Regions from separate parts of the Homo sapiens genome. Here region 1 is linked to region 2. A link is an interaction called in ENCODE POLR2A ChIA-PET data of the cell type or tissue named here. Cell type or tissue: MCF 10A. All regions are shown on one strand. Each heading gives the region's core, and the rest is flanking DNA. Links, peaks and the distances in the headings are about the cores only.

Evidence for each region. ChIA-PET counts read pairs that join two places held together with the same protein. Peaks named below come from ENCODE experiments on the same cell type or tissue, not always from the same donor. Only the 100,000 strongest peaks of a DNase experiment are listed, where the experiment ranks them.
Region 1: POLR2A ChIA-PET joins it to region 2 with 15 read pairs; 3 of 35 experiments call an interaction of 5 or more read pairs at or near these places.

Annotation. Positions count from the first base shown.
Region 1 is chr19:1,744,131-1,752,443 of GRCh38, forward strand. No RefSeq gene overlaps it. Among named protein-coding and RNA genes, the nearest start is that of ONECUT3, 5.2 kb to the right of the region's middle. RefSeq lists a silencer at 1-44 and enhancers at 2,984-4,183, 3,741-4,260, 4,261-4,779, 4,306-4,355. In MCF 10A, for the core only: no CTCF peak of the experiment used is centred there; DNase peaks (open chromatin) are centred at 2,891 and 3,721.
Region 2 is chr19:1,602,023-1,610,335 of GRCh38, forward strand. It overlaps UQCR11 (ubiquinol-cytochrome c reductase, complex III subunit XI), which reads right to left and starts at 3,440. Exons shown (of 3, transcript NM_006830.4): 1 at 3,338-3,440. The coding sequence starts at 3,387. TCF3 (transcription factor 3) reads right to left here. Exons shown (of 19, transcript NM_003200.5): 19 at 7,270-8,313. RefSeq lists silencers at 3,191-3,260, 3,311-3,570 and enhancers at 3,631-3,940, 4,396-5,017, 6,500-6,549, 6,580-6,649. In MCF 10A, for the core only: a CTCF peak has its summit at 3,921 (motif pointing right); DNase peaks (open chromatin) are centred at 3,559 and 3,859.

The DNA of each region.
Region 1 (8,313 bases), core at 3-8,002, 140 kb after region 2:
ATTTCTACCCATTGAGAGGAATCAAAAAACAGCCCCAGCCCCAGGAAGGTGGAAGGAACAGAAAACCAGGGCTGGTGCCCACAGGGAAACTGGAACAAACCCATAAAACTGAGGCTGGTGAACCCCAGGCCACCTAACTCCAACTGCACGGGAGCCCCGGTACCATCTCCCCAGAATCCGCCCCTCAGGCCTCAGTTTGCTCACCTGTGAAGTGGGGCCTGCACCGCCCAGCTCAAGGGACTATGAGGGAATCTGCGCAGATGGGGACAAAGCAGCCTCCCTTCGCTTTGTGCAAACCTCTCCTCCTTGCCCCGGCCTCCTCCTGGCCTCCAGAGCAGAGCTGGCCCCCGACTCCAGCTCCCCCAGGATCGATGGGAGGATCAATTCCAGCAGCAGCACCGGGCTGTGGGGGGAGGGGGGCTCCTCTGGGAAGCCTCCAGTTCCCCTCCTCCCTCCCCCTCCTTTCCTCCCCCCTCCCCTTCCTCCCCTTTCTCACCCTCCTCCCATCTCCCCTCTGCTTCCTCCCCCTCCTCCTCTTCCTCCCCCTCCTCCCCATCCCTTCTTCCTCATCCTTTTCCCTCACCTCCCCCTCCCTCCTCCTCTTCCCCCCTCCAGCTTCTGTCCTCTGAGCCTGGCCCAGGATTCCTTGCCCCTCCCCCACCGGTCCACCCTGGCTGTTTATGGGGTGGGCAGAGGCTGGTGGCCGCCCTTGTCACAGCCTTTCCTGAGCACTGTCAGATGTCCTCAAGGGTGCACTGTGTGTGTTTTATCCCCATTCCACAGATGGGGAAACTGAGGCTCCAGAAGGGTCCCTGATGTGGGAAATGAAGGCGGGGCTGGGATTTGAGTCTGGAACCCACCCTCAACCCCAAAGGGGAGAAGCCCCGGACACCACGCAGGCGCTTTGGGAATGAGGCACCCTTGGCGGATGGACTGGGCGGGCTGGGGTCAGAGGTCACCTGCCCTGCCCAGCAGCCGCATGGAGATCACCCAGTAGCCCTCAGGAGTCGGGGCTCCCACTTGTGAACCGGGTACGCCACCCCTGGAGATGCAGAGCTGGCTGGACACGCACCTACCTCCATCTTCTATTCCCCTCTGAGAGCTGGGGGCGGGTGGTTCTTTGGTTTTTCTCCAGGGAATGAGAGGCGCCCTCTCTGGGGGGTAAGAGCCTTGGATCTGCCTGTTTCCTCATCGGTAAAAGCAAGGGGTCAACAGGATGACCCCATCCCTCCCCAATCCCCTTCTCTTCTTGCCGGCGCTATGACCCCTGGGGAGCCCCTGCCCCCAGGCCTGGCAGCCCCCAGGGACCCTCCTACTGGGGCCTGCCACGGTGGGGGGACAATGTTTCCCATTTTCTGCGGAGCCCCCCAACTCTCACCTCCAGGCAGAGGTGAGGTGATGAGGGGCTGGAGGAGGCTCCCCCTCCAATTCCATCCTTGGGAAATGCCACCCTCTCACCTCCTGGCGCCCAGGGAGTTCAGTAATAACAGAAACGTTTTGTTTGGTTTTGCTTAAAGCGAGCAGGAGGGAGAGCGCGAAGCCAACGGCTCCTGCCCAGCCCAATTGTGGGGATTTACCATGGAGGCGATTACTGAGCGGAACTGCGGGCGGCTCTGCTCGGAGGGTCCCGTGCTTGTTAGGGAGGTGGGAGAAACAGCAATTACAGCTGTTAGCACCGAGGGGAGGGGAGGAGGGGGAAGGAGAAACGGAGGAAGCAGAGGAGAGGGGAGCAGGGAGAAGGAAGAAGGAAGAGTGGATGGGGGAGGGAGAGGAGGCTGGAAGGGAGGAGGGGAGGGCTGGAAGGAGAAGGGGGAGTAGAAGGAAGGAAAGGGAGGAGCCAGGAGGGAGACTAGGAATGGGAGGAGGGGGGAAGAGGGAGAGGAGGAGGGGGAAGGAGGGGGGAAGGGGGAAGGAAAGTAGAGGAGGGGGTAGGAGGAGTGGGAAGAATGGGGAAGGATGGGGAGGAGGGAGAAGGGGGAGTAGAAGGGGGAAGGATGGGGAGGGAGGGGAGAGGAGGAGTGGGAAGAATGGGGAAGGATGGGGAGGAGGGGCAGGAAGGGGGAGGAGGGAGAGGAGGAGGAGGATGGAGGAGGAGTGGGGAGGAAGAGGGAGGGTGAGGAGGAGGGAGAGGAGGAAGGAAATGGAGGAGGAGTGGGGAGGAAGGGGGAGGATGGGGGAGGAGGGAGAGGAGGAGGGAGATGGAGGAGGAGGGGGAGGAAGGGGGAGGATGGGGAGGAGGGAGAGGAGGAGGAGGATGGAGGAGGAGGGGGAGGACGAGGTAGGAGGATCCTCACCCTTCAAGAGCATCAAGTTTTCCTCCCCAGTGGGAGAAGCTGAGGCCCAGAGAGAAGTCTCTGCTCTGACACCCCACAAGAGCTTTCCCAACCAACAGGCCCCTCTGGGACTCCCTCTATGCCCTGCCCAGGGCCCCACAGGGCTCGCTCTGCTTCCTGCTCTCTTGCTGCAGGCCTGGAGCTGGGAGGTGGGCAGGTGATGGCCAGAGCAGGAGGCGGCTGGCCCCTTCCCCTGTCCGCTGCCTCAAATGATTAACCAGTGCGGCTGGAGTGAGGAGTGGACACTGGGAGCCGGTTCCTCAAATACCCTCCACACCTTTGACCGGCGCATGGGCCAGAACGGGGGACCCCTCCAGCTCAGGCTGAAGAGCTCCCCCAACTGCCGGGTCCAGAGGGTCCTGCGCTCCCTGGGATCGCCCGAAGGGCTGGGTCGGAGGGGGACCCTGGCGCAGGGAACGTTCTCTGTAACTGAGATCCGCGTTTCTACTCAGGAGCTCAGCTGAGACTCTCTGCGTGGCCAACCCTCTCCAGAGACCGGCTCCACCGCCAGCCAGATTGGATGCTGAGCGTGTCCACACAGCACGCACTCACTGGGACTCAGCGTGCTGGGACTCAGCTCCCCGCCGCCCAGTCCCTCGGGCCTAGGTCAGCTCGCCAGCTGGTGGCCTGAGGCAGATCTCAGGACCTCCCTGTGCCTCAGTTTCCTCACCTGAAAAATGGGAATAATTGGAGTTGCTTCCTCAGAGTACCCCTGCCCCTAGCTCCCTGCAGGTACAGTGGGGATGGGGCAGGAGATAGAGCGGGGACCTGCAGGACGTACCCCTCCCCCAGGGAATGGGGGACGCCACCCCACCCCTGGCGAGCCCGGAAGGTGGCTGCTGATTGAACAATGGGAGAAACAAGCTTTCTTCTAGCGCAAGGTGACTCACCTGCTGGCCCAGGGACAAAGCTCCCCCAGCCACTCCCCACCGCCCGCCACCCCCCACCGCCCGCCACACACACACACACACACACATACACACACACACACCGCACAGCACGGAGAGGGGGTGAGTCATTCCACCCCACCACATCTGTGATGGCCTCCCTGGGTGCGTACTAACCTGTGGGGTGGGGGGATTATACTAAGGGCCGCCCGGGACCCTCCCTGCTTGGCCTCACAGCCAGGGAGAGAAGGCCCAACCACCCCCAGCCTGGCATTCAAGGCCTGGCTTTGAACACATGCCCCCCCCCCACACACCCCAGCTTCATTCAGTTTTATCTCATTGACTCATTCAACAAACATTCCCTAATGAAGTCCTGTGAGGGCCCCGAAACTGGGCTAACGCCAGACGCCTCCCCAGCCCCACCGCCTCTTCCTCAGATGACAAGGAGTCTTTTCGTCCTTCCATTGGCCTACCTGACTTGGACTCCTACACATCCTACAAAACCCAACCTCAGGGCTCCTCCTCCAGGAAGGGAGGACTGCCGCCTCCCCAGTTCTGATCTCAGGGGGATGGGGATGACTTTTCCCCTCCCTAAGTATGGGAGCCCCAGCGGGAGGGACAGAGGCTGTGGCCGCAGCTCTAGGGTGGTGGGGGCAGGGGAGCAGGAGTGATCTGAGAAGTTTGCTAAATCCAGCGAATGGCCTGGTTCCCCTCCCCCATCCCCGGTCTGCAGATTCTGCCTAAGGAGGTGCGAATCCCTTCCCCTTTCCCCATTCCCCATTCCCCAGTCCAACACCCCCTCCCCACCCAGAGGTCCACGAGGCGAGACAGACCCAAAGAGAGAGGCAAGGACGTGGGCGTTGGTCGGTCTTGCGGGGAGGAGGTGCCGTGCTCTCCCCACTTCCTGACCCAGCAGAAAGCGCCCGGGCGTGTCCAGATAAACCGCGCCTTAATCGAGGCGCCATTCCGGCCCGGAACAGGCCAGGCCCAGGTGAGGCTCAGAGCCAGATGCGCCCAGCCTAACCCACCTGGGGACGCCCCTCGGACCCTCCCGGGGCGGGGTCCTCACTCCCGACCAGGACCTCTGTCTCTGCATCTGCGAAGTGGGCGCCCCCAGGCCTGTGCTCCCCCCACCCACCTGTCGTCTCGTCTCGGCTTTCAGGGTGCAGAGTGGACACTCCCAGGTGTCCAAGCCGGCGAGCTCGGGTCCCGCAGAACCGGCGGCCCTGGAGACGCCCCGAGGGCAGCCCCGCTGCAGCCTTGCTCGGGTCCCCTAGCCCGGCGCCTCCGCAAACCAACCCACCGCGGGCCGCCGAGCCCCGCTCCGGGATCCGCCGGCTGCCTCCATCCCAGAAGAGTGCGCAGAGAATTAAATCTAGATATTTACATGTTTAATGGCTAAAGGAGCCTGTCTTCTGGCAGGGCAGGGAGGGCGCTCAGGTGGTTTAACTCAGCGCCGGGATCCCGCTCAGCTGCGGGGGCCGCGAACCCCGCCGCTGGGCCGACGATTGGGCCCCTCCGGAGCGCGGCGCCCAACGCGGGTTTCGTTGCGTCGGGGAAGTCCGTGGCCTGCAGCGTCCAGTCCCCAGGCTGTCAGCCGAGCCCTGGAGTGGGGCGTTCTCCAGGCCCCCAACCCCTGATCCAGGCCGTTCCCCTCCCGCGCACCCTCCGGCGGGGGCTGCAGCCCGCGCCCCTCGCCGCCAAGCCCCATTTTCCCACAGTGCAAACTGCAGCAAACGAACTGGTTTTCTCCTGAGCGCACGCTGCGGGGAGACGATTCCAACGGCGTCCAGTGAGGAGGGGCCCAGGCCTGCGAGACGGGGCGCGTTCCTGTCCCCAGACCCCTCCGGCTGCGCCTCAACCCCCAGCCCGGCTCTCTGACCTGCATCGGTCGGGCCGGGCACAGAGGAGGCAAAGCAGGCGGAGGCCGCGAGAGGAGAGCAGCCTGACCTCCCGCCTGAGCCCGGACCCTTCCCCTCGGGCACCCTCGGACGCCCCCGCCCCAGCGTGTTACTTTCTAGATGGGGAAACTGAGGCGCGGCCAGGGCGATGCGGCGGAAGTCCCGCGCCCGGCCGTCTCCCGCGCCTGCCAGACAGAGCCCCGAGAAGAGGGCATAGAATTCCCTCCTCTAATTGTGTCCCAGAACTCTGGGACGACGGAGGCCAAGCTGCTGAGGGAGGGGACGAGGACGCGGGGCCCCAGGGACCAACCCCTCCGCTCCCCGGCCAGCCGCGGCCGCCCAGCCTCGGTGCCCCGGCGCAAACAAGCGCGGTGTTTGCCGAGCGCGAGGCGGGCGGCGCGGCCCGAGAGCGATGAGGATTCGATGGAGCCGCTCGCCGCGGCGGGGGCAACGGAGCCCGGGCGGGCGCGGGGATCGATCGGGCACAGCTGTCGCCTAAGAGCCCGCGGGAGCATCCACCCGCGGGCCAGAGCTGCCCGGGCGCCCCGCAACTGCGGGCAGGAAATCCGGGACGTCGGGCCCGCCAGGGGCGAAACCCCAAAGTCGCGACACCCGGGGTGGGGAGGTCAGGACGTCCCCACGGCCAACGTGGAACCTTCGGGAGCCGCGCGCTCAGCCTCGCCGGGACCCCCGCCAGGCCGTAAAAGCCCAGAGTCTCCCCCCAAATCTAAATAAAATCCCCAGACCCCGCCCGAACGAAGGCGGCTGGAGTCCAGAGGGAGAACTCCTGCCACACACTAGGCACCGGCGGCCGGGATTTGGGGCGCCCGCAGGTTTCGGGGGCCGGGAGTGGGAGCAGAGCGGATCTAGGGCTGCGGCTGGGCTTGGGTGGGGCGCGCATTCATTGCCATCGTTTAGTAAAACCTCGCTTTAATAAAAGCAGGGAGGGGTGCGCAGAGCCCGGACACTTTCATTTCGGTGGGAGACAAATCGAATCAGAAAGTCAGTTGGGGGCGCACTGTGCAGGGTTCTGGGGGAGCCCCAGGAAAGGAAAACTTGAGGTATCTGACTCTGCCTTTGATATTTTTAGCTGCAATGGGAGAGTCAATAACAACAGGGAAGGTGGTGTGTCCAAAAATGGGGGAGGTGTGGAGGATTAAAGAGGGGGTTCAAGCTTAGGGGGTCCGTTTAGGGAGTTTGAAGCCGTGGAGAGTGCGCACCCCTGGGGCATGGGTGGAGGCCCCCAGTCCTCCCCTCCACCCGCGGGACTCTCCAAGCCCTGAGGTTGGCAGGACCAGAGGCTGCCCTTTTTGACTCCTCCCAGACGCAGGCCAGGCACAGAGAGGGTGAGCGTTGGTCTGGGGCAGCCCAGCACCTGCTGAGGTCCCCCTCCCCAACTCCCAGACACAGACTCGGGCTCTGGGAGTCAAACTTTCATCTTCCTGGAGGGGATACTGAGGCCAGAGAGCTTCCTCGAGGTGGCTGAGGTCCCTGTGGGGTGGGGAAGGGGGACTTCTTGTCCCGATCCAGCCCACCCCTCCCCCTGCCCACAATTTGCCTAATGACCCAGGATCGATCTGGGCCTGGGCAGCCAGCCTACCCGGTGGCCGGCTCAATTCTATTTTACTAATTACTAAAAGGCTGCTGCTGGTGGGGAGAAGCAAGCTGGGGGCTCCAGGGGGCCACAGTCCCTCTCTTGGGGCCAGCAAAATTCTGTTCAATCTCTCAACGGGACCACAGCCTCTACAAGGAGTGAGATCCCCATCCCTGGGGGAGTCCAAGTGTCCATCAGCCGAAGGGAGGGGTGAGGGGCTTCGCAGACCTGGATAGGGTTAGGTCCACCAGGCTGGGCTGCCCCTTCCAAGTCTAGGGAGCTTTGGAAGGGGTCTGTGGCCACCTTAGCGTGTCCTGAGGCAGCAGAGGGGAGAGGCCCTCTTCCTCTCGGAGTCCCTGACCCTCGTCTTCTCTTTCAAAATGGATGCTTTCCCTGCTAGAAAAGCCACACACGCTTGCTATTAAAATGAACACGATCATCAAGCTGTAAAAAATATATTTAAAAGGAAGCCTGCAAAATCCCAGCTCCCTAGGAGCTCCCCCACATTGGCATTTGGGGGAACTTCCTTCCACCTTGTTATCCTCCCACCCGTAGAGACCCCCAGCCCCCACCTGGTCTGCGCTTCTTGAGCCTGGGATGCTAGCGTTTTATGGCGGCTGATTGATTTTTAGATCTCACGATTATTTTTAATTATCTGTGATTGTTGGAGGGTGAGAATGAGGAGCGCAGGCTGGGGCTCTGTGCAGCCACATCCCCCCCGCCGAGATTCAGCATCTGCACGGGGAGTGGGGTACGCGACTGTTCGGACCTGCCCCTCTCTTCCCACCTGGAAGATGGGTGTAATTATGTAAACTCCAGAAATTATACCTGAACCCTGGAACTGGAAAGTTTAGGGACCGACACTTCAGGGGGCAGGAGTTAGCACTTGGGCAGATGTAGGAATGAAGGGGGGAACTCTAGGGCCACCACCCCCCCACCTTGGGCCAGAGACACCCGGAAAAATTGTGATTTGACTTCCCCCTCTCTGGGGCTGAGAGAGGAGAGTATGCCTGGTAAATAACAGGCACTTACTAAATGCCGAGCCCTAAGCAGCGAGTACTAACAGGGGTCCCCTTCAGCCCTATCCCTCCCCAGGACTTGGATCAGGCCACCTCAGGCTGGGGGCCCAGATCATTCAGGCCCCCTCTCTCTCTGGCTGTTGTGGTCAGCATAGACTCACCTCCGGCTCCCAGCTGGGCAGGCTGGAGGGCACCCCCTCCCACACCAGAGAAGGGGAAACTGAGGCACAGAAAGGGCCCTATTCCAGAGCCAACCTAGTCTTGGTTCAGAAAATCGCATCTCCAATGTGTAGCCACGTCTACAGGGGCCAGGAAATCTGGATGCAGGTGCAAAGCTGGGGCCGGGGTTTGCCCAGAAGGTTTGCACCAAAGGGGAAGTGACAGCCTGACTGTGTCCTCCCCTCTTCCTTCAGCTTTGAGCCCTGATGCAACCCTCTGAGATGGGGGTAACTGGGGGCTCCCGCGAACCGACTGCCTGACCCATCCCCTTCCTCTTCTAGAAAGTGCACAAGCGTTACCCCGGGGGTGGGGGGGGCAGAGGCAACGGGGAAGCAGGAAGGGGCTGAGGCTGGTTTTGGA
Region 2 (8,313 bases), core at 66-8,065:
GTGGTGGTGCGCACCTGTAGTCCCAGCTACTGGGGAGGCTGAGGCAGGAGAATCACTTGAACTCTGTAGGTCGAGGTTGCAGTGAGCCGAGATCGTGCCACTGCACTCTAGCTTGGGCGACAGTGAGACTCTGTCTCGGAAGAAAAAAAAAAATCCGATTCACCTCCCTGGATCACAGCAAATCACACAGCTGGGATGTTGGGGCGGTAGGGGGTGCTCCTCCTGGAGGCGGATGAAGAAACCCTGCCCACATTGCCCCAAGGGGCCTCACCAGAGACTCTCCAAGTGTAGGCCAGGTGCCCGCTCACCAGCTGGGGGCACGCACAGCTGCTCCTGGAACCTGGCTCGGAGGCAGATGCCACCAACAGGGCAGGAATCTTCGCACGTGTTGTCTTGATGGCATTCTGGATAAGTTATTTATTTATTTATTTATTTATTATTTATTTTGAGATAGAATCTCGCTCTGTCACCCAGGCTGGAGTGCAATGACGCAATCTCAGCTCACGGCAACCCCCGCCTCCCAGGTTCAAGTGATTCTCTTGTCTCAGCCTCCCATGAAGCTGGGATTACAGGTGTCCACTACCGCGCCCGACTAATTTTTGTATTTTTAGTAGAGACAGGGTTTCACCTTGTTGGCCAGGCTCTTCTCGAACTCCTGACCTCAAGGGATCCACCCACCTCAGCCTCTCAAGGTTCTGGGATTACACGCGTGAGCCACTGCGCCCAGCCCTGGGTTATTAATCACCAGAGAAGCCTGCTCATAAATATGCCCAGTGGGCCGGCCTCCGCCTCCCCTATCATCCTGGTCACCCCATGTAGGACCCTGTGGATTTGGACAGTGTGGGAAGAGCCCACAAAACCTGATTTCCACTAGCCACTGAGGAAGGACGTACAGACCATGACCACACTGACCAACGACCTCGTCGCCACGACAACCCCTTCCTCAAAGCAAGCCCCAGCAGGGCCTAGAAGGGGTGTGGACTGCAGGGTCCCCAGCTGGTGAACTGTGGCCCTCTCAGTCCTAAGTCTGAGACTCTGAGACACAACCCCACAGTGCCTCCTGGGGATGAGACCCGCTCCCTAGCCTCCCAAAGCCACTGCCTGGTGGCACAGCCCTGCACGGCCCCTCGCACGCACGTGTCTGCACCCCTTCCTCTCCCGCTTCGTTATTTTAGGTCAGCCCCACACCACAGGTCTCGTTTCTTTACCTTTCCTTGCCCACCAACCAGAATGTCCGCCCACAAGGGTTCGGTCTATTGGCGCGTCCCTAACACATAGTAGGTGCTCAATAAATGTTGGGCTGGGCGCAGTGGCTCATGCCTGTAATCCCAGAACTTTGGGAGGCCGAGGCAGGTGGATCACGAGGTCAGAAGATCGTGACCATCCTGGCTAACACGGTGAAACCCCATCTCCACTAAAAAATACAAAAAAAATTAGCCGGGCGTGGTGGCGGGCGCCTGTAGTCCCAGCTACTTATGGGAGGCTGAGGCAGGAGAATGGCGTGAACCCGGGAGGCGGAGCTTGCAGTGAGCCGAGATTGCGCCACTGCACTCCAGCCGGGGCGACAGAGCAAGACTCCGTCTCTAAATAAATAAATGAATAAATAAATAAATAAATGCTTGCTGTTGGATGAAAGCACGGATGACGGGTGGTCCCCGCTGTGACTGAACACAGAAGAAGCAGACCTGCTGCACCCGGGAGGGGCTGCACTGGCTACCATGGGCCACTGGGTTCTCAGCTAGGAGCAGGCTTCCTCATCCCAGGCCTGAGTTACCCACGCTGTAAAACGCCACCGGCACCATCACATTCCACTTGAAGGTCCCAGTCAGCTCCACCGTGCAGACCCTGTCCCCGACCTGTCCCCCAGTCTGGGATAGAGGAAGTATGTTCTGGCTTCCGGAGACACTGCCAATCATAAGCCTTTGCTTTTTTCTTTTTTAGAAACGGAGTTTCGCTCTTGTTGCCCAGGCTGGAATGCAATGGCACAATCTCAGCTCACCACAACCTCCACCTCCCGGGTTTGAGCGATTCTCCTGCCTCAGCCTCCCAAGTAGCTGGGATTACAGGCACGCGCCACCATACTTGGCTAATTTTGTATTTTCAGTAGAGACGGGGTTTCTCCATGTTGGTCAGGTTGGTCTCAAACTCCTGACCTCGGGTGATTCGCCCGCCTTGGCCTCCCAAAGTGTTGGGATTACAGGCGTGAGTCACTGCGCCCAGCAGCTCTAAATTTTTTTGTAGAGATAAGGTCTTGCTGTGTTGCCCAGGCTGGTCTCAAATTCCCAGGCTCAAACGATCCTCCCACCTTAGCCTCCCCAGTAGCTGGGACTACAGACAGGTGCCACCATGCCCTGATAATTTTTTGTTTTGTAGAGATGGGGTTTCATTGTGTTGTCCAGGATGGTCTTGAACTCCCAGGCTCAAGTGATTCTCCTGCCTGGGCCTCCCAAAGCACTGGGATCACAGGCCGGAGCCACTGCACCCGGCTAAGACCTTGCTGCTTTTTTTTTCTTTTCTCTTTTTGGGACACAGTCTCATTCTGTCACCCAGGCTGGAGTGCAATGGCGCAATCTCAGCTCACTGCAACCTCCTCCTCCCGGGTTCAAGCGATTCTCCTTCCTCAGCCTCCCGAGTAGCTGGGATTAGAGGCACCCGCCACCACGCCTGGCTAATTTTTGCATTTTTAGTAGAGACGCGGGTTTCACCACGTTGGCCAGGCTGGTCTCGAACTCCTGACCTCAGGTGATCCACCTGCCTCGGCCTCACAAAGCGCTGGGATCACAGGCGGGAGCCACCGCACCCAGCCAGGCCTTGCTTCTTAGCACCCCACGTGGAAACACCAGACAACCCTACGGAGGCCACCCCCAGCCCGGCTTCTATGGGGGCCACCCCTATGCCGTCCCGCTGCCCACGTGGGCTCAGGCGCAGCTGAAGCTTTCACGCTCCTTGTTAAAAATCATAAAAACCAAAATAGTGGCAAAGGCCGAAGATGCCGCGAGTGCTGGGCTGGGGATCGGGACTCGGCACCTTCTGGGCGCTTCCGTCCAGGGGGTCACCATTCGGATCCCCCGGTAGAGATGGGGAAACTGAGGCTTGGAGCGGCCTAGCCGCGGAGCCGGGCATGCTGGGGTTTGGCCTTGGGTCCGTCACGTCCCGTTCACGCCGGGACGCGCCGCTCCGCCTCTCGGCCTCAGTTTCCCCCTCTGTCACCGGGAACAACAAGGGACCTGGGCCCGGCCCGGCCCGGCCCCCGGAAACGCGCACAAATACGGAACGCAGCGGCGCGGGGCTGGGCCGAGGCGGGAGCGCGGATGGGGCCGCGGGTCGGCGTCCTCACCAGTTCTTGACCAGCTCCCGGTAGCGTGGGCCCAGGAACCGGGTCACCATCGCGGCGGAGTCGCACCCTCAGGATGACCCTGTCCAGCTGACCCGGCTACACTGCGCAGGCGCGGCCGCGGCGCGCACGCGCGCGGGGAGGGCGGGGGGGGGGGGAGGAAAAAAAAACATCATCCGCCACTGTGCGCGCAGACCCGGAAGCCACTTACAGTAACTTCCGGCGAGGGTTGGACGACCGCGGAGAAGTGGTCCGGAGTGGGCGGCGTTAGGGCGGTGCTTTCTGGCCACGTGGTCTGGCGGCCGATTGTGCTTCTGGGCTCCGCGGGGCTACCTGCCAGTGATTTTGTGCGCCTAGTATGTGCCAGAACGTTATTTACAATGAAGGAAACTGAGGTCCAGCGGGGAAGGGTCTTGCTCAGAGTCACACAGAGGGGAAGAGCTGGGATTGGAGCCCACTTTTGGAGGCGTCAGGCGTTGTTCCTGATTCGCTGTAGGACTTTGGTCGAGCGGCAGTGCTTCCCTGAGCCTCAGCGTTGCCCGTTGCTTGGAGGCCCTGTCGGAAATCTCTTTGCAGGATTCCGTTTGCGAGCCTGGGTTATTCCTCATTCCGGCAGCAGAGGGTGGCCTGGCTCCTTGCTCGGTGAACGTCTCTGGATGCTCTTAGCTGATGACAGGCAGGTCTTTCTGCCTCCTGCTTTCCACCGCACCAGGCTCGCTTGGGCTCGCCTTTCTCCAGTCCCTGCTTCCTCTGCTCTCCCACAACCCGGCGCAGCACCGTACATGCTCACTCAGCTCCCAGCTTCCAGCCTCCCCCCTGCACACCGGGCCGGTGTGGGCAGAAGGAAGAGGGGCATATTCCCAGACACCGCCATTGCACTTTTGTGCCTTTTCCCCCATATTCAAGAGTTGCCTCCCTCAGGAAGCCCTCCTGGACTGCCTGACCCACAGGCACCTTTACAGCATGAACGGAAAGGCCATAGCCTAGACGGGGCACTGGGCGTGATTTGTCTCTCGGGCGCCAGCGTCACTTGCAGGCCTCGTGATAAGGAATGGACACCGTGGGTTCTTCTGCCCAGCCTGGCCTGTCCTCCTGGGGTCAGCCCCTCAGTACACCCCAAGCCTGCAGCTCTCTGGGGACTGCGGGTGCTAACCCATCCCTATCCCTGGTTAAGGACTCAGGGTGGGAGCCGGAAATAGGTTTTGGACACCACAGTCTGGGCACTGTTTTTCTTTCTTTTTTTTTTTGAGACGGAGTCTCGCTCTGTGGCCCAGGCTGGAGTGCAATGACACGATCTCGGCTCACTGCAACCTCCGCTTCCCGGGTTCAAGCTTCTCCTGCCTCAGCCTCCCAAGTAGCTGGGACTACAGGCGTGAGCCACCACACCTGGCTAGTTTTTGTATTTTTAGTAGAGATGGGGTTTGGCCATGTTGGCCAGGCTTGTCTTGAATTCCTGACCTCAAGTGATCCGCCTCCCAAAATGCTGGGATTACAGGTGTAAGCCACCGGGCCCGGCCCTGGGCATTGTTTGTAGAACTTTCCAGTTGGCTTGGGGTTTTTGAGCTTGGGATCAGAGAGCACCTGAATAAGACTCTTCCCATTGGTGGAAACTTAAAAAAGTGGGATGCAGGGGCTGACACAGAGACTATTAAGAGAAAGGACAGGAACACAAGGGCTGCTGGAATGTCAGCCCAGAGTTTCCAGATGCCACAATGTAAGAGTTCACCAGTGGCCGGGCACGGTGGCTCACGCCTATAATCCCAGCACTTTGGGAGGTTGAGGCGGGCAGATCACCTGAGACTGGGAGTTCGAGACCAGCGTGACCAACATGGAGAAACCCCATCTCTACTAAAAATACAAAATTAACCGGACATGGTGACGGATGCCTGTAATTCCAGCTACTCGGGAGGCTGAGGCAGGAAAATTGCTTGAAAACCCGGGAGGCAGAGGTTGCGGTGAGCCGAGATCACGCCATTGCACTGCAGCCTGGGCAACAAGAGTGAAACTCCGTCTCAAAACAAACAGACAAAAAAAAGAGTTCATCAGAGACAGTGACATAAACAAGAGCTGAGAGATGGAGAGAGATTTGTAATGACACCTGGATCCAGCTGTGCCTGAAGCCATTCAACATGACATAGAACTTCCTTTTTGTTTCTTGAGCCGGTTTTTGTTATTTTGTTGGACCATCTGGATGTCCCCTCCACCCTTTTTTTTTGAAACGGAGTCTTGCTGTCGCCCAGGCTGCAGGCTGGAGTGTAGTGGTATGATCTTGGCTCACTGCAAGCTCCGCCTCCCAGGTTCACGCCATTCTCCTGCCTCAGCCTACCGAGTAGCTGGGACTACAGGTGCCCGCCACCACGCCTGGCTAATTTTTTGTATTTTTAGTAGAGATGGGGTTTCACCGTTAGCCAGGATGGTCTCGATCTCCTGACCTCGTGATCCGCCCGCCTTGGCCTCCCAAAGTGCTGGGATTACAGGCATGAGCCACTGCACCTGGCCCACCCTTTTTTTTTGACAGGTTCTGGCTCTGTTGCCCAGGCTGGAGTGCAGTGGTGCAATCACAGTTCACTGCCACCTCAAGCGATCCTCCCACCTGAACCTCCTAAGTAGCTGGGACTACAAGTGTGTGTCACCAGGTACAACCAATTTAATTTTGATTTTTTGAGACAGTCTCGCTCTGTCGCCCAGGCTAGAGTGCAGTGGTGCAATCTCAGCTCACTGCAATCCCTGCCTCCTGGGTTCAAGCTATTCTCCTGCCTCAGCCTCCCAAATAGCTGGGATTACAGGCTTGCGCCACCATGCCCGGCTAATTTTTGTATTTTTAGTAGAGATGGGATTTCGCCATGTTGGCCAGGCCGGTCTCGAACTCCTGACCTCAAGTGATCCACCCGCCACAGCCTCCCAAAGTGCTGGGATGACAGGCGTTAGCCACCGCGCCCGGCCAATGTATATTTTAAAAGTTGTTTTCCAGCATGAATTTAGAGGCCAGCTGGGTAGAGTGGTGGACAGGGCTCCCTCAGCACCTTCTGTCAACTCCTGGCCACTCTCTTTCCCTTAAAAATTATAGACATGGGGTCTCACTATGTTGCCCAGGCTGGACTGGAACTCCTGGCCTCAGGCGATCCTCCCGCCTCAGCCACCTGAAGTGCTGGGATTACAGATATGAGTCACTGTGCTGAGCCTTCTCCTCCCTAAGGCACTTGTGTGCCAAAGGGCTCTCTCCTGGGGGCCACCCCCCGTCAAGTGGCCAGGAAGGCACTCCTTCCACCCCAACCCTGTAGGGGAGCAGGGCAGTCCAGCTGTGTCCTCGCAGAGATGCAGCGGCCAAGTCCCTGGGCACAGCAGCAGATGCCTGCCAGTGGGCACTTTGGGATGAGCAGCGCCCCCACAGGTCCTGCCACACCCCTTCCCCCCGAGAGCTCTGTCCGTGGGTTCCGTGGGCATCCGGTTGTGGAGGAAGTCACAGATGCCGCACTAAGGAGTGTGGGGTTGACGCTGCCAGCAACGGAGCCGTGGAAGGTTTCAGAGGAGCAGTGACAGACTCAGACTTCGAGCCGACTTCGGAGCAGGAAGGGGCAGGGAAGTGGGTTCCAACAGCCCGGGGGGGGGACGTTGGGAGATGGGGAGCCCTCCCAGATGGGGGCTGGGAGGACCGCAGGTCCTGGATGGTTCCTACGCGCCCAAGTGCAGCCCCCAGGGAGCTGCTTTTCCCCGGGAGCCAATCCTGCTTCCAGGTGGCCTGGAGCCCTGAGTACACATGCAGGTTCCCAGCCGCCCTGGGAGCCATGGGCTCCTCAGAGTGAGGAGTCGCTTCGAGGAAGCCCAGTGCACAGGGTGGACCACGGTCCTTGCTGCACCCGAGGTGAACGTCAGGGCCCCCCCCCACTTCCCTTCCTAAACATGTGACACCAGAAAGAACCCGGGGACTGCAGGGCATCGTTATAAAATGTCACGTTTATTGCTACAGTGCTGTTATATACAGGACAGGTCTCTGAATCCACCTGAAAGAGGGTCGTTTTAAAGTCCCAATCATCCAGCCAGCTGTGTTGACACGTATACAATTATTTTCTTTAAAAAAATTTTTTTGAAAACCATCTTGAGGCACTCAGATCACACCCCCCACCCCCCATAATTGTGGTTCCCAGGAACTGCTGTTTCTTCCTCCTCGCGCTGGGTGAATCTCGTTTGAATTCTATGCAGAACGCACAGTTCCAGAGGCTATGGGGCCACTGCCCACCCAGACCTAGGGGCAGGGCCAGGAGCAAAACAAGAGGGAGAGGCAAGTTCCCTTAAGAGATCAAACTCCCAGGGCGTAGGGGAAGCCACCGAGAAGGGAGAGGCAGCCGGACAGCCCCTCCCCTCCGCCTGGCCTGGACTGGGGGCAGATACCAGGCATTGAGCTGGCCTTGAGGTTTCCCTTGCATCTACCATGGGGCCCAGGCTCCCAAGCCAGTCTGGGGAGGGGAGTCAGGCAGTCCAGGATCTCCTGGGGGTAACGGTGGGAGTCTCAGGAGTGGCACGGGGGGAGACGCCCGACCTGCAGCGGGGATGAACACAGCCAGCCCAGGGGTCCACAAGGCCTCAATGCAGGGAGGGGCATGAAGGGCACATGAAGGCCCCCAGCTAGCCAGGCCCACACCTGGGTGCCACAGTGACCACTGCCCTAGTTCGTGTGGAACTGGATGGGATCCCAGGGTAGGAGACTTGCAGTTTTAAACCCAAGACAGTCCCCAGCCAGCTGGGAAGAGCTGGTTACCCTCATGGCAAAAGACCAGAAAAGGAGACCTGGAGAGAGGCCTGGGTGCTGGGACATGGGACACAGATGGGCCCGAGGGGACACCCTGCTGGTTCTGCAGCAGGGTCGGACGCACAGCCCAAGGCCTTCGTGGGGCTCAGACCAGCACAGTCCCCCGGCTCCAGCCACTCTTGCCCTTGGACCACACAGAGGGAGGGCAGCAGGTGTGGCCCCAGGCCCAGGG